Regions from separate parts of the Mus musculus genome. Here regions 2 and 3 are each linked to region 1. A link is a loop called in an ENCODE intact Hi-C map of the cell type or tissue named here. Cell type or tissue: heart. All regions are shown on one strand.

Region 1 (8,000 bases):
TAAAGTCTTCAGACTCCATGGAGAGCTACCCAGAGGGTATGAGGAAGATGAGGGGCAGGTTGGAGAAGAGGGAAACAAGTTTCCAGAGGTCAGAGATAAGGGGGTCAACTGGATGTGGTTAGGCGTCCTGCAGGCGAGCAGCAACAGCTCATTGCTGTGGATGGAACAGAACAGGCAGGCAGAAGCTAGAGAGCTCTCAGCGGGACCAACCAGAGGTAAAGGCACACATCTCCCGCACCCTCTTGTTGCCTTTGACGTCTTCATCACTCCCTGTGGTGGACTCAGCCGTCAGGAACATCTGCAGAAGATGTAGTGTCACAAACAGAAAAGAATCTAGACAATGTAGTCTAGACGCCGTTGTTGTGAAAGAGCTGCTGTCCCGTGGAGAGCACATTGCAGCCAGCTGCTTCTGTATTCTGCTCCGCATGACTGGAGTGGAGGTGGGGGATAGGGTGGGGTGTGAGGTGTGGGGTGAGGCATATGTATGGTGGGGTGTTTCTGGGTTCAGGGAAGAACCAGCAGGGACGAGGAGGCAATCCCTGCTGAGTACCAGGACAAGTAGCCTTCCCCTTGCAATCTGTGACAGAAACTTGATGGTGTTATCTATCTATCTATCTATCTATCTATCTATCTATCTATCTATCCGAATGAATGAAACCATTGTTTCAGTTTTAAGTAGAGGCTGATAAGCCTCTTCTTTTAGTTAAGTTGTGGTTGTTTTATTTTGTTGATGCTGGAGACTGAACCCAAGACCTCTTGCTAAATATATGCTCTTCCCCTGAACTACATCTTACCCTTCTAACCCCCTCTTTAAATCTGTGTTTAAATACCAACATGGGAGCTGCAGAGATGGCTCAATGGTTAAGAACACTGACTGCTCTACTAGAGGTCTTGCATTCAATTCCCAGCAACCACATGGTGGCTCATAACCATCTGTAATGGGATCAGATGCTCTCTTCTGGTGTGTCTGAAGACAGTGACAGGGTGAAATAAATACATACAAGTATTTAGACCTATGGACTACACTTTATCTGGAGCAGCCTATATAAGACCTACGTTTATTGTACAGATGCTCAACTTTATTTGCTGGATTAGTAGTGAGTGAGCTTTGAAAAGCCATTGCACTGGGAGTGTAACTCAGTGGTTTAACACTTGTCTAAGCCTAAATTAGGTCCTGGGTTCCATTCCTGTGGCGAGTTGAATATGCTTGGCCTATGGTAAGTGGCACTATGAGGAGGTGTGGCCTTCTTGGAGGTGGTGTGGCCCTGTGTAGGCGGGTTTTGAGGTCTCCTAGTGCTCAAGCTCCACCCAGTGTGGAGATTTCCCTCCAGGCTGTCTTCAGATGAAGATATAGAACTCTCAGCTCCTTCTCCAGCACCATGTCTGCTTGCATGCTGCCATGCTTTTTATCATGATGACAATGGACTGAACCTCTGAAAGTATAAGCCAGGCCCAATTAAATGTTGTCCTTTATAAGAATGTTGCCTTGGTCATGGTGTCTCTTCAGAGCAATGGAAACCCTAAGACAATTTCCAACATAGACTTGAGTTAGAACTATGGCTATTTTGATTGACATCTACTATCTGAACAGCTAGACCACATTATTAATGCAACCAAAGAGGTTGACTCATTGGGAGAGGTAGGGAGAGACGTCAGATTTCAGGGACAGAGCCTGTGCTGTGTGTGTATAGACCCAGGCCCTGCACTCACTAGGGGTGCAATGATGAATGCTATACTTCTTCAATTAGAAAACAAGCCTGGCATGATGGATCTCTGGGGTTATTGGAAGGTTTACGCTTAGAGCATTCAAAGGGTTCCCAGCATCCATCTGGTCTCACAACCTTCTACAACTCCAGTTCCAGGAGGATCTGATGCCTTCTTCTGGCCTCCGCGGACACTGTACGCATGTGAGCAAGCAAAACACCCATACACATAAAGTAAAAATAATAAAGCTTAAAAATGAAACCTTATCCAGCAGACTACCTAGCCTATGACAGGAATTCTGAGGCGGCACACTGACAGCTGGAGGGTTTTATTTGCTCAACATTTTAATTAATTACTCATTGGCTTTTGCTAATTTCTTTTTGACAATTTCATACATGTGCTGTTTATTCTCTTTTATTTATTTTTGAGGCCAGGTCTCCCTGCATAGATCTGGCTGATCTGTAGATTTGCTATTTAGTCCAGGCTGCCCTTGAACTCACAGAGACTCACCTTTCTCTGTTTCCTATGCTGGGATTGTAGGTGCATGTCACAATTCCCTGTGACTGGCTTTTCATTCATTTATTTTTTTGGGGACAAGGACTCAAGTGATCCAGGCTGGTCTTGAACTCATTAAATAGCTGAGGATGACCTTACCATAGTAGGATTAGCACTTCAGCTGAGGATATGAAACCTCAGAACACCTACACAAACACTTCGCCAACTAAGCCATATGTCCAGCTCCCATCCTTACCTTTAAAATATAGATGTTGTACGACCATGCTCTATGCTTGTGGAGTCTAGAGTGGCGAGCAACGCGACAAACATTGCATAGATCTGAACTGGTGTAAACCAGAGTCCAAGCCCCTGCCGTGGTATCTACAGAAAAGCGGGAGGCCTAGCCACTACGAAGGTAGATACCTGGAGAATAAGCAGCTGCCAGAATACTTAGCTGTATTCAGTGGGTGTTCCCCTCCCCCAACGCTTACAATGGAATTGCTATGGAAACAGTATTCATGTACCAGAAATCTGTTTCTCGACTAAATTTTGTTCAAATTCTCGGTCTTTTGAATGCTTTGGACTATGAAGTGAGGCTTATCAGATTTTAGAGCTTTCGTCGGAATTTAGGCCCCAAGTTCCACAGACCCGGTGTGGTGGGGAGTTGGGTGGAAGGCAGAAAAGGTCCTACCCTCAGATCACCAATCAAAACAAATCACAGGCTTTTTAAAGTAGTAATTTATGAAGTTTTATGAATTTTCTGCCGGTAGAAAATAGGAAGCGTTCATCCACTAGCTAACACGGTCTATGTGCTCCTCACACATTGGCTTCGGCTTCTTACTTGGGACATACCACCCTGTTACAAATTCCAAGTTGGTATCCCACTGTTTTTCAGGATTGGCTCCCCTTCCTCTTCTCCCCCACTACTGCTAATTCATAGAGTTAAATCTTGTCTTTTTATCTAATTAGCCTTTTCTTAGGGAATTAGGCCCAGATGATTCACCCCAGAAAAACATCCAAGTGCTTGGGACTCTGGCGGGGTTGCCTTCCAACCCATCCAGTTTCCCAGATATGGTCTCCGTCTTCTGTTTCAACTGACTGTCAGTCGCTCTAAAGGCTGCTTGATGTCACAGACGCCGCAGAGCAAAGGCTCGATCCCCTAAAGACCCGCTCTTGCAAGCTAAGGTAGGTGCTTCACGTCGGCGCTAGGACCCATCTGCAGGAGGAACGCGGCACGGGTCTCGCCCCGCCCCAACGCGCACTGGGTGGAGCCGTCCTCCCCAAGCTCGCCCCCCCCCCGTGGGAGGGCGGGGCACCATGGGCGTGGCACAGCTGCGGTGGGCGTGGCGGCGCCGGAGGCGGGCGGGGCGGAAGGACGCTGCCCGGTCGTCGGGGCGGTAGGGCCTGCGCGGAGCTCTCTCCCCAGCGCGCTGGGCGGGGTGTGCTGTGAGCGGCTTCCCGGGCAGGCGCGGGCCCTGAGGCGGCGGCTGCGCCGTGCGCCGGGGCGGAGCCGGGGGCGGGCGGGCGGCCGGCGGGCGGGGGCTGGGCCGGAGGAAGCCTGAGCGCCCGCGGCGACGACGGCAGCGGCGGCCCAGCAGGCTAGAAGCGTGGGTCGGCGGCGGCTCCGGGTGCGGCCGCGGGCTGCGGAGCGAGCGGGCGGCCCGGCTCCCCGCGTCCCCCGCCCGCCGCGACTGTCTGGAAGATGGCGCCGGGCGGATGGAAATCCTAATGACAGTCTCCAAATTCGCCTCCATCTGTACCATGGTAGGTGCGGCGGCAGCGCGGCCCGGGGGGCCGGTCCCCGCCTTCGAGGCGCCGCCCGCGGGCCTGGTCGTGTGCGGGCGGACCGGGCGCGGGGCCGAGTGGCCGCGGGGAAGGCGTGCTGGACACGGCAGGCGGGGCCGGGACACTGGGGATAGGACCGACCGGGGCTCGGGGTTGGGTCCTGACCACGGGGTCGCAGTTGAGGACGGGGAGCTCTGGGTCTGGGCACCGGGGACTCGGGGACTGTGGCTGGGGACTAGGGCCTGGGGGCTCAGGGACGGGGTTGGGGGTAAGGGCTGCAGACTGGGGTTGGGGACTTGGGGACTCGAGGTGTGGACTGAGGTTGGAGGCTGGAGCCGGGACTTTAAACTGGGGACTGGTACCGGGAAGCGAGGGGATTGTGCCAGGGGAAGGGACGCGGCATTTCCTTGGGGCCCTGCGCGGGGCAGGGCGGGGGTCTGCGGCAGGAAGGAAGGGTCTCGATCCTACTGGAAGACGGAAGTCCTGGCGGAGTTCCTCCTCGGGTTAGGTGGAGCCCCAGGCCCTGGCTCGGGAAGGGGGCGTGTGAAGGTGGAAACTTTTAAGAGTGCTGTTGAAATGTTTTCTTATTTTCAACTCTCTGAAGCGATAGGAACTCTTGCGGCTTCCAACCTGTGTCCGTCCAGATGGCAGCCTTGTCTCTGGGAATCTGTGTTAATCTTGAAAAGCTGCATTCGCTTTCCTGTCATTTGTTTATTTTAATAGAGCAGACACCGCTGTGTGGGGTTGAAGTACACAGATTCCCCCGAAAAAAACGAAACGCGCGCGGGTGGGTTCCAAACGTGTTTTTGTGCATTGCCAGAAGCACCACGGCTTCCCACGTGATAAAGCAAATCCATTACCTCCTTTATGAACTTCGCCGTAGAGATTGTGATTTATGAATCAATGAAAAAAGTTACTCTTTGCAGTGTGGGTCTGGAGTTATTTACCAAAGACCTGCACCTGCTTCATCTCCGTTTTTGTGTTCTGGGTTGTATCTAGGAGATTCTCCAAACCATCTTCCACCTGCAAGTGATCTGTGGTTGTGTGTGAGTGTGTGTGTGTGTGTGTGTAAGGAGTGGAGAATCAGGTAGGAAAAGTGGACTCTGTGCTACTTTCTGTGGAACAGTATTAAAAAAAGGGGTGGAATAAGTGGACTTAAAATCCACAGCATCAAAAAAGTCGGAAGATTATGGAATCACTGAAGGCTCCATTTTCCCACGTGGGTAATTCTTCTTTCCTGGGGTTGAGAAGGGGGCTGTGTTTACAGTTACTGGGATTGGTTGTGCTAATTAGACATGCCACATGGGATAATCGAATCTTTCATAGTGATAATTTTGCCAGATTGCTGAGCTCCGTGTATTTTGGGGTCATGGTTCATTGACAAAGTCGAAGGTTTCAGGAGTGGTGTGATTCCTGTAGTCTGTTCATTCACTCAGTTTAGTCAAGTATCCATCTAGCACCAGCTGACTGGAACTGGGGCTACAGCAGTGATCCAGACAGTTGCCACAGCAGGGCTTTTTATGGCATGCTTCTAGCCCAGGACTTTGGGTGTAGAAAGATCACACTTTCCAGGCAAGTGTAGCTAAGACCTCCTGTCAAAAGAACTGACCCTCCCTAACCAAAGATAATGCCCACTTTCTTGTGTTTACTACTACTTGAGGGAGACAATACTCATGTATGTAATAATGTAGCACAATCAAATAAGAGCAACAAAGGGCGTGGTGGGTTGTGGCACTCTCAAGGCAGAGACAAGCAGATCTCTGAGTTTGAAGCCAGCCTGGTCTACAAAGTGAGTTCCAGGACAGCCAGAGAAACCCTGTTTCCAAACCAAACAAACACCCCCCCCCACTTCCCCCAACCCCCCAAAAAACCTAACATCCACAAAACAACCCCAGAAAAGAGCAGCAGAGGACAGAGCCCTGCCAGGGTTCTCTATCCAGAGAGAGGCTGATGTCCACTCCCAAGCTCACTCTCCTTAGGGCTTCTGCCCGGGTCCGGTAATTGCACATGGTGTGTGTATGCTTTTTGGCAAATGCATAGGCATCCATGCCTGGCCAGAGTGAGACTGTTAGAAAGGTGCTATTAAGATTGGGCGTGTCTGTGTTCTTACTTGAATAAATCCTACTACCCTCCCGGAGTAGGTTCTGAGCATCAGAGTGATTTGCAGTTTTGAGTGTAAGGGAGCTTGCTGTCCATCTTCTGAGAATGAATTGAAAGTGAAAATGAGAAACAGCCTGCTTGTAGGTTCTGTTTTGCTTGGAATGTGAACTGTCCAGCGAGTAACTCTCTTCAGCAGGTCACGTGACCTGAACAACACCCTGCCTTAGACAGTTGCACAGGACTTTTGTGATCTCGGGAGTACTGTGCTGTCTATGGTCCCCCTTACCTTTCAGTAGTTCATGGTGGGGGGGTTGTTTGTTTGCTTGATTTCCACCTTTGCTGCAGTTTTGAAACAGGGTCTTCTGTAGGTCACGCTGAGTTTGAATTTGGTATGTAGTGGTGGCTGGCCTTGAACTCATGATTCTCCTGCCTCTACTTTCCAGTCACTGAGATATCAGGCATGCACCATTACACCAGGTTTAGACTGAGGGGTTTAGTGAAAAACTTACCATTTATTTATGCCATTTGATTGGAGCATTAACATCTTCATACAGTGCAGAGAGGCCTTCATTTACTCACAAGGTGAGTTTGAAGTAGAGGGAGGGAAGGCTGAGTGAAGCTGTGGAACAGTGGAGGGAAGGGGACTCAGAAATGGATGCGTCAGCAGGTCAGAAACAGAGAAACACTTGATGAATTGAAATTTTATTCTGTTAAGTATGGAAGTTTACATAATTTTTTCACTTGTCAAAATAAGGTGCAGAGCAAACCTGCAGTAGCTTTATTGGGTGAAATAGATTACAAATAAGTCTTCAATATTTTGAATTTAGATCTTGATTCAGATCAGGCCTTGATTCAGATCACTGTTCTGCCTTTGTGTGAAAATGAGTGTGATGTGTTTGTCTTGGTGTTGTGGCCTGGCTCAGAGAGTGCCTGTCTTCAGACTGTCGTGAGCGTGCCTCCAGAATCGGTTCCCTACTGGCCACTCTAGTACACCTTCAGCTTGGTGTGCGGCTGCTCCTTACGGGAGATTACTGTTCTCACAGCCTGGTGCAGTGTGGTTCATGAACTGCTGAGTTCTGTACTTAGTAATCAGCGAACAGCAGAGGGTCCTGGTTGGAAATCAGCAGCAGCCCGCAGCTAATCCAGGTGTCCAGGATGTCTTCCGGAGACCAGGGCTGCCCACTGGGAGTTTGTAGCACTGGCTGAAGCTGGCCGCTGTCTCTGGTTGTGGGAGTCCTGGTTGGGAAAGACTTATTGGGAGGGAGATTGGATAGAGCAGAAACAAGGAGGTGAGCGGCTTCTCAGCTTGAGATGGCACTGGCTTGGCTGCTTGCCTGGCAGGAGGTGTGCGTGTGTGTGCGCGAGAGTGAGTGTGGGTGTGAGTGAAGTGAAAGCCACAAGGTAGGTGCTAGGTTGTACTGGACTCTGACGTGGAAACTATAAAGCACTTATTGCAGCCATCTCAGGTAAAGCTGGTTCCCTTGCCTTTTCTTGCTGCTGGGCTAGTATGCGTGTGTGGGCATGCAGCTTAGCATCATTCCAGAAAGGAGGGGGACAGCCCTAAAACTTAGGCTTTATCTGAAGGAACATGGAGAAATGAGCAGGTCACTGCCTTGCCTTCCTTTCCTCTGTGTCCCTCCTGCTCTCCACCCCCTTACTCCTTTCTGTGTTTGGAGAACTCCTGAATCTCCTGCTTCCACTTGTCAATCGAGCGATGAAATTAAAGGTAGGCTCCTCCATTCTTGGAGTGCTTCCTTTCTGCAGTCATCAGGATTGATAGTTTGACTTTTATGTCTCTGGTGAGAAACTGTTTCCCATAAAACATGTAGTGAGAAATGCCAGAAGGACGTTTAGGGACATTTAAGAAACTCTTAGATGTTCTGTCCTGATCCAAATCAAAATTCATTTATGTGGAG
Region 2 (8,000 bases), 66 kb after region 1:
GCAGATTGGAAACATCACATTTCCTCACATGTCTGAGCTACTGAGGTAATCAGGTGTTGTTCACCCTTATTGAATCACTGTGGCATAGGACAGGTCTGGCCCTTTAAGAAACTATCCATGCACTCTGGAAGTAAACACCACAAGGTTTCGGTATGTGGTCTTTCTACGTGGCTCCTGAGTTCCGTTTGGTAGAATTTGGTTGGCCAGTTTTCCATGGACATTGATTGATACTGGCGGTGGCAGCAGCAGCTTTGTGCATTCCTCACTACCTGCCCCAGTGTTCTGAATTCTCAAATGAATGTAAGATACACAGGCAGCCTTATATTTAGTATTCCTGAGTCAGCTCAATGGCTGGGCCACTCACAAACTTCCGTGATTCTAATGCCTCCTCTCCAATACTCCTGAATTATTCCTTACTAAAATCTATATTCCATCTTTGCTACTCTAGATCAAATTATGGGGGGACAGGGGCTGGGGCCGCTCTTCCTCTATTCTTATGTGATTGGTCTCCTGCAGCTCTCAGGCTTGGACCTTATTTCTTTGCTGGCATGGCAATCCTTTTTCTTGGTCCCCTTGCCCTCAAATCCTAAAGTCCCGCCTCTGTCTCCCTGCCCAGACACTGGCCGTCGGGTAACTTTATTTACCAATCAGAACCAACTGGGGGCAGGGACCCTCAGCATCTTACATAAGGATTCTCTTACAATATTGGAAACCCAAATAAAAAGTTGTACTGGCTGGTTTTGTGTGTCAACTTGACACAGGCTGTAGTTATCACAGAGACAGGAGCTTCAGGTGAGGAAATGCCTCCATGAGATCCAGCTGTAAGGCATTTTCTCAATTAGTGATCAAGAGGGGAGGGCCCATTGTGGGTGGTGCCATCCCTGGACTGGTGGTCTTGAGTTCTATAAGAAAGCAAGCTGAGCAAGCCAGGGGAAGCAAGCCAGTAAGTAACATCCCTCCATGGCCTCTGCATCAGCTCCTGCTTCCTGACCTGCTTGAGTTCCAGTCCTGACTTCCTTTGGTGATGAACAGCAGTATGGAAGTGTAAGCTGAATAAACCCTTTCCTCCCCAACTTGCTTCTTGGTCATGATGTTTGTGCAGGACTAGAAACCCTGACTAAGACACAAGTGTTAGACCAACTCCACAGCACACTGGTCTGTAGTTCTCATGGTTTTCCTTTCCCTTTATATTTGTCTCTTGTGATGCTGAGAGTCAAATCTGAGCCCTTGGACCCTCTTATCAATGAGCTGTATCCCAGCCTTCATTTCTTTTCTTTCCTTTTTTGTACTGTCTTTAATCTTTATATCAGAGTGATAGTGGCCTCGAAGAATGAATTAGGAAGTTGTCACCCATTAGACCTTTTGGGTGAATATAAGAACATCCAACACGTTTCCCCCTTGTTTTTAAGTCATAACTGACATATATATATATGGTTTGATGGGAGAGGAACATGCACACAGCTTTAGAGAACAGGGGGAGATGACTGTGGAACCCATGGGGTGCAGGTCCAGAACAGGGATCTAGAAATCACGACTGAAAGAGCTGGGGATGGAAGGATGCTAATTAATGCTATGGCTGGGGATAGACTTGAGCCGCCCATGCCATGTGGGTATTTCACTTTTGCAAAGTCGTCCTCATCCAGGCTGACTCCTGAGAAAAGTTATACAATATTTTACACCATGCTCATGTATTGTAGCTCATGGTGATTCCTAGTGTTTTCTCAGTTTCTATCTGGTTTCAAACTAGGGGGAGAAAAAAGAAAAAAAAAAAAGCTCACACTGTGGTTACTTTAAGAACTGTCTTAACATCACACAGAGTAGTGGTAGTACATGCCTTTAGTCCCAGCATATGGAGACAGGAGCAGGTGTTAAAGGTTAGCGTGATCTACAGAGTGAGTTCCAGGATGGCCAGGACTACAAAGAGAAACCCTGTGTCTAAAAACTAAAAATAGCCTGGCAGTGGTGGCGCACGCCTTTAATCCCACCACTCGGGAGGCAGAGGCAGGCGGGTTTCTGAGTTCGAGGCCAGCCTGATCTACAGAGTGAGTTCCAGGACAGCCAGGGCTATACAGAGAAACCCTGTCTCAAAAAACAAAACAAAACAAAAACCCCAAAACTAAAAATTAACAAACAAAAAACACTCCCCCCTCAACACACGCACCATCACCAAAAAACAAAAATAAACAAACAAAAAACTGGCTTAATATCAAGAAAAATAGCTGTTTCCATGGTCAGACTAACCATTCTTAAATCTGGTTCCTGAGGTAAATCCCAGAATTTTCCTTCTCTGACCAGAGGTGAAGAATCCCGCCACCACCTCAACCCAGGGGGTGCTAATTGGATTCTGGGCTTACCAGCTCAACACGTTCATACCACATTTGGGGCTCTGCATCCCTTTTCTGTGAACTCACTGTCAGTCTAGCATTGATCTGATGTGAGAGTTATCAACCATATCCTGAAGGCATCTTAGCGAGTTATAATAGCACAGCCCTTGAAAGTTGCCTTGTGAGTTGTACTTGAATAGTATTGGGAAGTGGGGAGTGTGGCCCTGCATACCTATCTATACCTGGGACTGCTTATTCAGCAGTGGGAGGAGCTGACAGCAGGAAATGGGAGCCAGTGCTCAATCTGTCTCTGTGTCTGTCTGTCTGTCTGTCTCTCTCTCTCTCTCTCTCTCTCTCTCTCTCTCTCTCTGTTTTAAGACAGGGTTTCTCTCTGTAGTCCTGGCTGCCCTGGTACTCCCTCTGTAGACCAGGCTGGCCTTGAACTCAGAGATCCGCCTGTCTCTGCCTCCCCCACTGGAAGCTTCCTAAATCAGATTCTTCGAACCTGCTCAAAGTTGCCTTGGGAGCCTCACCCCTCTTTTCAGATGTGGAAGCCCACTAACCGGTTGCAGGCAGATGGTCCCACGTTTTCTTTTCCCACGTCTGGGTTTGCTGCTTTGGGCTGCTCTTGGCGGTGCATACTAGATGGCTGTGGATTGCTGCAGTTTACCATTGGGAAGTTGCCTCTGGTCCTCTTCCTAAGAGAAGAAGAGGATGAGTCAAATATGCCTATATCCAGATTTCAAAGAGAAAGAGTCGATCTGATATGTCAAAGTTAAGTTGGTGGCACCCGCCATGTCCACTCAGCATACACAAAACCAGAAGGATGCTTAGATCTGGGAGGTTGAAGAGACTATTCTATAGCCTCTGTAATGAAAGGCTTACATTCTTAAAAATACCCAAGGAAGCCAGGCATGGTGGTGTGTGCCTACAGATCCAGCATGCAGAAGGATTGGGGGTTCAAAGCTGACCTCAGCTACACGGGAGACTTGAGGCCATCCTAGGGCACATGAGACCCTTGTCTCCAAAATGAAGTGTTAGCAGCATGACCTACTATGTAACAGTGTTAATTTGTAATAGCTCCCTAGTAAATTCCTGAAAGCATACACTGGGTCACTTGTAGACAGTATTGAAGAAAAAGAAAACAATGTTACTATTTTTTTAAATGCTACTCTTGGTATGTTGGCCACTTCTCTATTACTGTTATAAAATATCACAACCAGTGTAACTTAAAAAAAGAAAGTGTTTAACTGGGCTTATGGTTTCCAGAAGGTTAGTGTCCATGATGTCTGAGTAAAGGTGTGGGAGCTGAGACAGCTCACTGAACATCAAGGAACTTCTGAAACCCCAGAGTCTGCCAGCCATCGACACACCTGATGCTTCCCAAACAGTTCCACCAACTGGGAGCCAAGGATTCAACAGCCCCGGGAAAGACCAAAGCACACACACAAATCCCGGCACTCAGAAGGCAAGGGCAGGTGGATCTCTGAGTTCAAGGCCAGCCTGGTCTACAGAGTGAGTTCCAAGGTATCCAGGACTACACAGAGAAACCCTGGTGGGGGTGGTGGGGGAAGATGTGGATGGTGGAAAAAAATTCAACTGAGCCTACAGGAGCCATTCCCATTCAAACCATCACACTTAGATGATAAAGCCTTCGTCCAGTGCAAGCATTTGGGAAAAACTAATATTCTGTGTGCACATTAGGACTATTTAGCCACAATTTTTTGCCAGCAGAGCTTTTTGGCTAGCGACCATTTTCCAAGTGGTGGTTATTTTAGGCCACAGGAATGGCCTATATTAGTTAGACTTTTACTGGTGACTACTTGTGTAGTGGTGATCACATGACATAGGAAGTAGACACACAAAATTGCTGTCTGTGGGACAGATGATTAGCTGTAGTCATGGAAACTTCAGAAAACATAGCTCCAGGTAAGTAACTGACCTTTCCCAGTACTGCCTGTGTACATCATTCTTAGTTACTTTTCTATTGCTGTGATAAAATACCACCATCAAGGCAATCTATGGGGGAAAAAAATGTCAATTGCTGTTAGACATTGAGAGGGTTCAAGTTCATGGTGGAGCAAAGGCGATGCTGCAGGAATAACTGAGAGCTCACATCTCCTCTCCCTCCCTCCAGACAGGGTTTCCCTGTGTAACCCCAGCTGTCCTGGAGCTCACTCTGTAGACCAGGCTGGCCTCGAACTCATGGAAGTCTACTCCATGTACTCAGCTCTGCCTTCCCAGTGTGTCACATCTTGATCTACAAGAGGCACTAGGAGTGCTAGGTGGCTTTTGGAACTACAACGTTTGTCCATAGTGACACATCTCCTCCAACAAGGCCACTCCTAATCTTCCCAAGTTCCTCCACCAACTGGGGACCAAGTATTCAAACATGAGCCTATGGGGCCCGTTCTCCTTCAAACCAACACACCTACTGAAAAGAAAGGCCCATTTTTAAATGCAGTGTGAACATTGCGATGTCAAGCGGTAGGTATTAATGACATTCTGTTCTTCATGCTAAACTTTTAGAGCTAATTGCAAAGTACATTAACTTGATGTTACTCAGAGCAATATAGTTTTTGATGCTGAGCCAAAGTGGGCGGTGGAAAGCTTTGCCCTGTGCAGGGTGCCCCTGGGCTACAGCATGGCACATGGCATGTCGTGGCTATGATGAAACGCAGGTGGGACTCGGCTATAAGTAGAGGAAGAGTGGGGTGTGTGTGTGGGGTGTTGGGAAGGGGGAAGCAGAGGACTGTGGGCATTTCATCTAGGCTCCACCCCATGGTTACCTAGCAACAGCAGGGGTGGCTAGAGTTCTGGTACTAGTATTTGTTTCTAGTAAATTGACTTTGCCTCTAATTCCCAGAGGCCTGGGATGCTAATGAGAGGATGGCTGGCCATTAATTAGACTCCTAGTGCTTGGACCACACCCAATCAGTCTCTGCCTGATACATCACAAGGGCAAAGCCATTTCACTGGGACTTGGGGTTAGGTCGAGTTGAAACGGGCTGGCATTTCAAGTGTATAAGACTGGATTTCAGTATCTTCCCTTGCGGTGTCACAAAGATGGCCGATTCTAGTGTGCATCAAGTCGATAGAACCAGTACACTATGGCTTTCCCATACCCTTGATAAGCAGTACAGTTCAACAATACAAAACAGAAAGGTCAGGCTCGCAGTTAGAACTGGTTTGAAAACTGGCTCTGCACTTACATGTGAAGGGATGAGGGACTCTACAGGTCAGTCTGTCTGTGTGGACACTAAGATGAGATTAAATGTCTAAAAATATCTGCCAACATGTTGGATATGCATCGAACTTTCTCCCAGCTCCCTCATCTTCTCCCTAAATATTTATGAGCCTCCTTGAAGGCTAAAGCACAGGGTTGACCATCACGCATGCGCTCAGTGTTAGTTTCAATCCAGAATACCAGCAAAACAACAGACTGTCACAAACCTGGAAAGCCAGTGTCAGCGTGGGTTGTCACCTCTGTTTCTATGAGGCCTCTTAGTTGGCCCGTCCTGCACATGCCTATGTCCCCTACACAATGATCATCAGCCTTGGCCGCTGAAGATTCATTCTTTCTTTGGTTTGCAGAAGGATATTGTCTTAGGGTTCTCTAGAGGACAGAACTTACAGAATGTATTTTTTTTTTGAACCTGGTTCCTCTGCAAGAACAGCAGGTCCTCTTAACTGCTGACCCCTACTTATTTTTTTTTAATTATGTGTTTGTGGAGGTGAGGGAAAGAATGTGCATTTGACTGCAGTACCCACAGTGTATGTGTGTGTGCACATGTGCATGCACCAGTGTGTATGTATATGTGTATGTATGTAGTGTATACATGTGTGTATGTACATGTGTACATATGCATTTGTGTATGTATGCATGTGTGTATGTATATGTGTATGTATGTAGTGTGTACATGTGTACATATGTATTTGTGTATGTATGCATGTGTGTATGTATATGTGTATGTATGCATGTGTGTATGTATGTATATGTGTATATATGCATGCGTGTATGTATGTATGTATATGTGTATATATGCTTGTGTGTATGTGTGTATATGTCTATGTATGTATATGTGTATGTGTGTATATATATATATGTATGTGTATATATATGCATGTATGGATATGTGTGTGCATACATGCATGCATGTGTGTGTATGAATGTATGTATATGAAAAAATTTTAGAATGGCTTATAGGCTACAGTCTAGCTAGTCCAACAATGGCTGCTAACCAACAGAAGGTCTAAGCATCCGGTAGCTGTTCAGTCCACGAGGCTGGTTGTCTGTACTGGTCTTCAGGATGTGCTGGAACCCCAAAGAAGTAGGCTTAATGCCAGTGAAGGAACGGATGTGCTGGTGAGAGCAAGAACAAGCAGGCAAAGAGGGAGACACGTCCCGCTTCCATCCCCTCTCTCCAGACTGCAGAGAAAGCAGTGGACCAGATTAAGGGTAGATCTTCCCACCTCAAAAGATCCAGATGAGAAATGAGTCTTCCCACTTCAAATGATTCAATTAAGGAAAAAAAAAAATCCTCACAGATTAGCCCAGCCATTGGGTTTTAGTTAACTCCAGATGCTGTCAAGCTGACAACCAAGAATGGCTGTCACAGGTAAGCAATGTGTGACTTGATCAGGATACTGGGTGATGCTGTATTTGGCTAACGCAGCCAAGCTCTTTGGTTTCCCAGCAGCAGCTAGGAAATCAAAACAGAGTGTGGCTGTCAGTGACAAGGCTGTCACTGTGGAAACAAGACGGGGAAGTCTCTCCATAGCCCTTTTAGGATGGTGTCTGGATTCCTGTAAGAAGCCAATTAAATGGACTCTCTCCAGTTTGATTTTTTACATTCACCTCATTTCTGTGTTTGTTGTGTGAGTCTTGTCAGCTTCGGGCATTGCAGTGAGCCTTCAAAATCAAGGTCAGGAAGAGTTTAATGGGGGGGGGGGTGTTGGTTACATTTTCCTGAGGATTAAACATAACCAGAGAATGCAATTATTACATGATTACATTGGCTTACTTGATTAAAAACACAAATGTGATTTAGCCCTGAATTTTCCTCTGGTTTGCTGTTCTCCAAAATGAGATTACGGTGAGCCTCTTGCACTCGGGCAGCTGTCCTGACACCAGGACTCTCTGGAGAACTGGACTTCTGACGCGGGTTTTCTACTCATGAACTACCAGGGGGAACGGACTGCTCATCAGTGTATCCCCACACTGAGTCACAGCTCCTGCACCCTCTGAAGGTTGTCTGAAGACAGTATGGCGTGGGGACAAAAGCCTGGAGCTTTGGAATCCGATGTCAACTTTTCGTCTGTCTAAACAGCTGTGCAAATTTCACATGACTTAACCTTATCCAGGCTTCTTCCAATAAAAGAAAACTTGAGAAACGGTAGCTGCTTCACAGGATTGCTTTTAGGTTGTTCAGACACCACGGGTAAAAAGGTGAGGTGACTCATGCCTGTAATCCCAGTGCTTGAGTGAGGCCGGAGAACTGCCTTGAGTTTGGGGCCAGCCTGGGATCCTGTGTCAGAATGACAGATACATTCACATGCACTTTACACATACTCCACCTCAGTGTTGGCGAGCCCACAGGGAAGGCACTCTGCAGATCGGGAAGCCACTGGGATTGATCCAGAATAGGAGGTGTCCCTTTCTTCATTCTGGGAAGA
Region 3 (8,000 bases), 110 kb before region 1:
ATGCGAGCCATGTGAGCAGTCTACTGCTGAGATACACCCCAGTCAGTATTGCCATTAGTTGGAAGGCGCTCTATTCTCAGTCGCTGGCGTGACAATGCCATTAGCTTATATAGACATATAAGCAGCTCACACGGGAACATTTGCCTAGCAACGTGATGCACGATGCCTTTGGTCCCAGCTCCGGGGAGGCAGAGGCAGATGGATGTCTCTGAGTTTGAGGCCAGCATGGCAGCATGGTCTATGGAGAGGGTTCTAGGACAGCTAGGACCACACAGAGGAATATATACATGTATATTAACACAGAGAGAGGGCTAGAAGCAAACCAGAACTGCACAAGCAGGATAGCTACTGTTCTTGTCTGGCAGGTATAGTCTTTTTTTCCAACACAGCAGCATGGCCAGAGAGTCATGTCACTTCCTGGACCCCCTTGGCTTTCCTCACCATCTGAACAGAGCTGAAGTCAGAACAGAGCTTCATGGAGCCCATAAGAGGCTGGAGTGCCAGTCCTTGGTGGCTGGCTTCGCAAGAGGACTTGCTTGCATCTGTTGGATTAGTGACAGCCCCTTCCAAGGGAGAAGAGAGGAACACAGCCAGAATTGCCTGTGACCTGGAACAGCTGGGCACAGCAGCTGCTGGGCCGGCTTCCCCAGTATCCAGCTGTGTTATCCTTAGCCTGGGGGAGTCTCTGAGGAATCACTTCTGCTGATGAAGGCAACAGGTACCCAGGACCAGGGATGTGGGAGTGTGATAAACAGCCCTGCGGTCATCACTCTCAATGAGTTTCAAGGACAGGGAAGACACACTGGAGCCCAGACCTCAGCTTTTCCTTCTTGGGTGGGGAATGTGCGCTTCCGTTTCCTTCCTGGCTGCTGTCAAAGCCATTTATCAAAAGACTATGCAAATAGAATTAGCCACCCCCAGGGCCATTAGTAAGCTGTTGGGCACAGCTGGCTTTGTCCCAACAAATTTCTGTTTAAAGATTTATTTATTTTAAGTATATGAGTACACTGTAGCTGTACAGATGGTTGTGAGCCTTCATGTGGTTGTTGGGAATTGAATTTAGGACCTCTGCTTGCTCCGGTCAGCCTCGCTCGCTCAGTCTCTGCTCGCTCCGGCCCGAATATTTAGTTATTATTATAAATAAATACACTGTAGCTATCTTTAGACGCACCAGAAGAGGGCATCAAATCTCATTACAGGTGCTTGTGAGCCACGATGTGGTTGCTGGAATTTGAACTCAGGACCTCTGGAAGAGCAGTCAGTGCTCTTACCCGCTGAGCCATCTCATCAGCCCCCAACTAATTTTTAATAGCCACCGTCCTAGTCTCAGCTTCTGTGGGAGCAATGTTTTAATTGCACACACTAGTTCACGGTAAAGGTTTGCTTTCTGAGGGATGCTGGGGATTGATCACCCACGGCCCGTGTTCACGGCGTAATTTTAAAATGAGTGGGAATTATATACATGCATGCATGTATGTATTCATTTTTAATGTGTTAAATGTATTTTTGTCCGGTATAGGACTCACTTCTTTAATCCCAGCACTCAGGAGACAGAAGCAGGGGAGTCTCTGAGTTCTAGGCCAGGTTGGTGTACAGAGCGAGTTCCAGGACAGCCAGGGCTACACATCGAAGCCCAGTCTTGAACCCACCCCCACCCCACCCCGCCGCCAAAAAAAAAAAAAAAATGTATTTTTAAAATTCAGACTTGCTCCATCGCCAAGTGCTTTGAAACCCAGTAGCTTAAGTTAACCGTTTGTTTCTAGTAAAGGCTGACTTTTCCTCATTTAGGCCCCCAAATCAAGTCTTTGTGTTGAGAAGGTAGAATCTAGCACCAGCCTAAATCGAATCGTCTCATTTGCAGATAGCTTTGTTTCTAAATATGAACGTCAGCAAACATAGCACAGAAATACATCTATTCTTCCACAGGACCCTGGGATCGACTGAGAAAACGTTTAACCCAAGTGAGACTTGCTCCGTGAATCCGTTACAAGAGTTACAACTTGATTAATTTCAGGTGGACATGTCCCCTCTGGGTCTGGGGCCCAGGAACAGGTATATGGCAGTGGAGGATTCTGGGACATCCCCCATCCAAATCTGGGCATCCTGAGGACAGGATATCCCGCCTAGCTCAGTCGGGTCTGTACCTAGAAATCAACTGTCCAGTACCGCTAGAGTCTAACCACTAACCAAAGGGTGAGAAGTCCCATGCAGATCCCTCGAAATGACGCAGTAAAGGATGTTAAAGTGATAATGGCCCACAGGATTGGGGGCGGTAGGGGGGGAGGGGCGAAACAAACCGTGACCTCCAACAGCAGAAGTCAGGACATGATCACCCCCCAGAGACCACTGACTTATCCTTAAAACCAACCGGAAGCAGTTGGAAGCAGCCCCTTCCCTGCCCAGCTCTCTGCTAAACCCGAGGTTCACCTCGAGAAATGACACTTCATCCCTTGGGATCTGGCGCCATCTGCTGACAGCCGCTGATACTACGTAAATGAACCTTTAAAAGTTAGCCTCCAAAACACAATGCATTACCTATGATGTTGTTCATTCCACACACAGGGGAGGAGGGCCCTGGCTCCCAACAAGGCAGAGAGCAATGCAGGCTATAAATGGTAGGACTCTCAGTAGTTGAAGGGCTGTGCTGTTCGAAGCGAAGCCACCATGATATGATGGGGTTTTTGTTTGTTTTGTTTTTATGGACAGCTCTCCTGGGGTGCGGGGAGTGGGGGGAGGTGGAGGTTACTGCCTAACCCTGAGGAGCCAGCAGGTGCAAGGAAGGGCTTCTGGGAGTATCCTTGAGGAAGGGGTGACCTCACAGTGTTATGGGGACAGAGTAAGGGCATGGGAGCTAAATTGAACAGGTAATTTGTGTAGGCAAAACCCTGAAATGTGCCGGGCAGTGGTGGTGCACGTCTTTAAGCCCAGCACTTGGAAGGCAGAGGCAGGCGGATTTCTGAGTTCGAGGCCAGCCTGGTCTACAGAGTGAGTTCCAGGACAGCCAGGGCTACACAGAGAAACCCTGTCTCAAAAAACCAACAACAACAAACAAAAAACAAAAACCCTGAAATGTGTGTTTGGGACATTCCATAAAATACGGCGGAGGAGAAAGTGTGTTCTGGTTATGTTGCTGAGAGGGAATTTCAAGCCAGATCTTTAAGAAAAGACTGCTCTGCAGAAGATGAAACTCTAATGGAAAAAATAAAGTAATATTTCCAGAGTTGTGGTTTAATTACAGAGGAATGAAGTCACAGGTTACTTTTAAAATTATGAGCTAATTTTTTTAAAAATGTCTGTCTCTTAGGCTAGAAGTGGCAGAGACGGAGCCTTTGGAACGGCATTTCTCAACCTGTAGGTCTCCACCCCTTTGCATGCAAACCGACCTTTTGACAGGGGCCGCATATCAGACACCCTGCATATCAGACATTTACATTATGATTCATGACAGTAGCAAAACTACAGTTATGAAGTAGCAATGAAGTAATTTTACAGTTGGGGGTCACCACAACATGAAGGAAGTGTATTAAAGGGTCGCAGCCTTAGGAAGGTTGATATCCGCTGCTTCGAAGTTACAGGAAGTTGTGAGCTACTCCATGTGGCTTCTGGGAAACAAACTACAGGGGCAGTGAGTACCCTTGACCCCAGCACAAGAACTACATTTATTCATTTGTTTGGCTGTGTAGCTCTGGCTGCCCTGGAATTCGCTATAGAGACCAGGCTGGCCTCGAACCCCTGGCCTCGAACTCACAGAATCCCATCCGCCACTGCAGTACAGGGCAACTAAAAATGCGAAGAGCCCTGAAGTAGCATGTGCTATATAATGTAAGCTAGGCCAGTTGGGTGAAGCCACCAGGTGGTGCTATTGTCTCAAAAAATGGCCACCATCCTCGTTACCCAAGAGGATGTGCAAACTTCTAAAACGTCTTCATCTAGAAGTATTTGCCAAGAATCCTGTGTGGTGGTGCACACCTTTAATCTCAGCACTTGGGAGGTGGAGGCAGGAGGATATCTAATTCTAAGGCGACAAATACATGAATCACTATTTCTGCATCTCTCATCTGAGCCTCCCATGTGAGCTCACACTTAGGCCCCGGGTGACTCTTGCATTCGAGTTACTGGCTTATATACAACTGGACATTCTCTATCTGGGTGCAAAGGATGTAGTTCGAGCCCTGAAAACTGTCTGCAACTGCAGTATTTCCTTCTGTGGCAAGAAGCAGAAAACAACAACAACCTAGAATTGGGCTGGTGAGATAGCTCAGTGGGCACAGGTCTTGCAGCGAAGTCTGATGAGTTCATCAGTCATGAACCAAATGATGAGACATCCTTTGACCTCCATACATGTCACACACACACACACACACACACACACACACACACACACACACACACAGAGAGAGAGAGAGAGAGAGAGAGAGAGAGAGAGATTAAAATTTATATTTATGTGTGCTTTGCCCACAGCACCTCGGGTCTGAGCCACACTAGGACTCCTTCCCTCATCTCCAGTTGATCTGCCGTGATCTTAGCTTCTGGCTCACTGATCGCTTAATACCCCACCCACCCGTGACAATTAGATAAGCTTCCCTTTCTGGCTGTGTAAACACTTCCCCGAGTCCGAGGTAGTGACCGTTGAGTGTCCAGCACCCCTCTAGGACTCTTGGAGGCAGAAGTACCCCAGCCATGGTCTTTAAGGCTATGGCTGGCCCTCATTTCCTGACCCCATTCTCCTACCGTTGGAGCTGCAATTCTGCAGTTCCCTTGGCCTTCCTGGGCCACTGCGCCCCTACCTGACCTTTTCTCACTCTCCCTTCGGAGCTGCCTGTCCTTCAGCTCCTCTAGGTCATTGCGACCTTTCAGTGCAGTTTCCTGAGGCCCTACTGGGTACCTTGACCCTTCCTATCCTGAGTTTATTCCACCCTCAGAAGTGCAACCCTGCAGTTTCTTAACTCCTGCTGGGCTACTGCAACTCTTCTACCTCTCTCGCTTTGGAGCTGCCCGTAAAGCCCACAACTCCTCTAGGCCCTCATGGGTTTTGCGAGTCCATTCCCAAAAGTTGCCTATGGATGAGGGCTTCTATGAGAACCCAGTTCTTGTCCTTTCCTTTTGGCTTCAGGGAAAGTCCTGATTCCAGGCTAAGCTGACTCCCATTGAGTTGTGGTGACGACCCACTGAACAGCTTGGTCCTCATTTTGTCCTCCCTGAGTTGGGAGAAGCCCACAGCTACAGTGACATTCTACTCCCCTTTCTTATCCATGGGAACGGTATCTTTCCTACCCTCATTCCTTTGGGATGCTTCTTAGAAAACCTCCCAACCGTACACCTGAAACCTGGCTTGAAGGGCCCTCGGGTCCAATCAAATTGGGCCTCAATATCCCTAAGACAATTTTTAAAAAAGATTTATTTATTATTATATATAAGTCCACTGTAGCTGACTTCATACACACCAGTAGAGGGCATCAGATCCCATTACGGATGGTTGTGAGCCACCATGTGGTTGCTGGGATTTGAACTCAGGGCCTCCAGAAGAGCAGTCAGTGCTCTTAACTGTTGAGCCATCTCTCCAGCCCATATCCCTAAGCTAATTAATCAATATGAATATCTGCCTAAAGCCACCCTTGATCTTAATATTAATCAGTATGTTTATAAATACTATCTATGAGCGATCGGAGAAAAGGACATTTCCCCATTCCTTATTTCTCCTTTCTCCAAACCCTCTTTGTCCCCCGCCCAACCCCCACTCAATGGAAATGTCCTGACTTCTAACTTACCATCAATGGCTCTGGTACTGCAGAGTTTGTTGCAAGGTGGGAGCCAGAAGCCCAACCCAGCAGGATGGGGAGAAAGCAAAGAGTAGCCCAGCTACAGCTTGCACACAGCCAGTCAGTCACTCCTCGCTGGCTGGTCAGTCTCTCAGCTCCCTCCTGTAGGGTCCTCTCTCCCTAGTCAAACCTCATTGGTTCCCAATCTCCAGGCCTGCTCCGTTCTCACCTAACTAGATTCGGTTTGACAGGATTGCAGGTGTCTTTAGGTCTGAGTAGCATCAGACTGTTTTACGCTGATTTTAGAGTTGGGTATGGCTTCCCCTCGCCTAGACCCAAGTATGCTTGTTTAAAGGTTTCCTTCAAAATCTCTGTCCCATATCAGGCAAACCACCTATGTGACAGAGAAAGGAGAGAAATCAGTATAAAGGGACAGACGACTCACAGTAGGGACTATGGATGGCTACTCATCTCTACTCTGTAGGCTTTGATTTCATTCTCTAAACTTGCTAAGGTATATGATTAAAACCCTGTAAGTCCCTCACAAAGGGGTTAACTTAAAGCATGTGACACTAGGGTAGATAGCTAACAGTCTATGCCTAGGAAGCGAGTTGCTTGTTGCCAACTCGGTCACGGTCCCCCATCAGGATGGAGGCAGCCACGTGGCTGACAGCCATCTTTGCTAGCATTTGAAAGGATGGACTTTGCCATGTGACCTCACTCCTGTTCTGATTTAAAAGCTGACTGAATGGCATAAGCCAATCAAGGAAAATAGCCCCTCCTAGCTGTGAGGCCCAAAGCAGATAAAACTTCCACTATTTTCCATCACACTCACAAACCCCAATCGGGTGCCTTCCCTTCATCTTCAGCCTCCTGACCTCTCCTCCTCTCCCCTCAGTAATAGGTTGCCCACCAGTCAGGGCTGATGCAGTTCCAGACCAGGACTCCAAATGGGATTACAATACCCCAGGGAGCATCCTAGCCAGGAATTAAGTAATAACTTTGCCTTCTGGCCAATCTCCACAAAGCTGCCCTTCAGGCAGTAAATTATGAAACATCCCAAAAGATCATCCAAGATAAATATAAAAATTCATCACAATTCCTAGACCGCCTTCCAAAGGCCCTCCTACAATACACTAACCTGGATCCTGAGCCCTCAGGTGGAAAGCAACTCCTATGAGCTGCTTCTTTTTCTCAGAGTTCCTCTAATATTAGGACCAAACTTAAATGTCTATAGAAAGGACCCCCGACTTCTCAGGCAAAAAATCTTAACTGTGGCCTTCAAGATGTACCATAGAAGAGATGAAAAAGCCCCCCAAACAATAATACCCAATGTTGACCTAGGGGCTCTCATCTGGCCAAAGGAAAAGTCCAGGCTCCCTGGTCTAAGACCCTCCACATCCCTGTTTCAAATGTGGTCAGGAGTGTCACTGCGCTCAGGCCTGGCCTTCTCCTGTAAACCATCCAGACCATGTCCAAGGTGCTACCAAAAAACACTGGAGTGTTGCCTGCCTGCTCCATACCCCTGGTGGCATGTGGACATCAAACCCTGACCACCTTTCAGCCAATCTCCTTGGTCTAGCCATGGACAACTGAAGGGGCCAGGACTCCCTTAGCCTGACCACTGCCTGGGACTCCTAGGTAATTATCGCAGTATCAGGGTGTCAGCCTCCTTCCTTTTGGACCCCAGAGCCACTGTTCCAGTCCTGACAAAATTCTGGGCATCCGCATCTCTTTCTGTTCCTCTATCATGAGAGTAGGAGGACAGCCTTACCAGGCTCACCACCCCCCCCCCCACTTAGCTGTATTCTTAGGGGTATCTCTCTTACCCGTTCCTCTCTAGTGAATCTAACTTGTCCCATCCCTTTGCTTTCAAAGGACCTAGCCAAAATGGGAGCTTCGGTTTCTTTTGCTCCCCACATCTGCTTGTCTCCAGGCTCACCAGTCATTCCCTCTTCCAGACTGTACACTTGGACACACGTGCTCCTCTCCCACCCCTTCCTGTCCCCCCCACCCCACCCCCCCCCACCCCCGACCTCCAAGGAGCTGCAGCTTCCTTACGCCCTTCTGGGCCTCTATAACCTTAGCTCCATCCTGGGAGTTGCACAGCTCCTCCATTCCCTCCCAGGCTTCTTTGTCTCTCAGCTCCCACTGGGAGCTTCTGGAAACTCTCCAGCAGAGTTCATTCTGCCGCCCTTCTTCTCTTCCTCCACAGACTCGGATTTGATGTAAGCCTCACTC

What was found. Hi-C counts contacts between places; a loop is a spot of excess contacts. Peaks named below come from ENCODE experiments on the same cell type or tissue, not always from the same donor. Only the 100,000 strongest peaks of a DNase experiment are listed, where the experiment ranks them.
Region 2: a loop joins it to region 1, with 2.2 times the contacts of the local background. A loop is called at or near these places in 7 of 42 quality-filtered maps.
Region 3: a loop joins it to region 1, with 2.5 times the contacts of the local background. A loop is called at or near these places in 2 of 42 quality-filtered maps.

Annotation. Positions count from the first base shown.
Region 1 is chr5:146,790,578-146,798,577 of GRCm38, reverse strand. Usp12 (ubiquitin specific peptidase 12) reads left to right here and starts at 3,622. Exons shown (of 9, transcript NM_011669.3): 1 at 3,622-3,963. The coding sequence starts at 3,916. It overlaps 1700041I07Rik (a long non-coding RNA gene), which reads right to left and starts at 2,753. Exons shown (of 2, transcript XR_377208.4): 1 at 2,456-2,753. In heart, no CTCF peak of the experiment used is centred here; DNase peaks (open chromatin) are centred at 3,567, 5,997 and 6,277; H3K4me3 peaks cover 2,633 bases; H3K27ac peaks cover 1,968 bases.
Region 2 is chr5:146,724,224-146,732,223 of GRCm38, reverse strand. No RefSeq gene overlaps it. Among named protein-coding and RNA genes, the nearest start is that of 4930573C15Rik, 24 kb to the right of the region's middle. In heart, no CTCF peak of the experiment used is centred here; no DNase peak of the experiment used is centred here.
Region 3 is chr5:146,900,450-146,908,449 of GRCm38, reverse strand. No RefSeq gene overlaps it. Among named protein-coding and RNA genes, the nearest start is that of Gm10858, 7.4 kb to the right of the region's middle. In heart, CTCF peaks have their summits at 2,463 (motif pointing left) and 3,851 (motif pointing right); DNase peaks (open chromatin) are centred at 719, 2,389 and 7,929; H3K4me3 peaks cover 351 bases; H3K27me3 peaks cover 1,286 bases.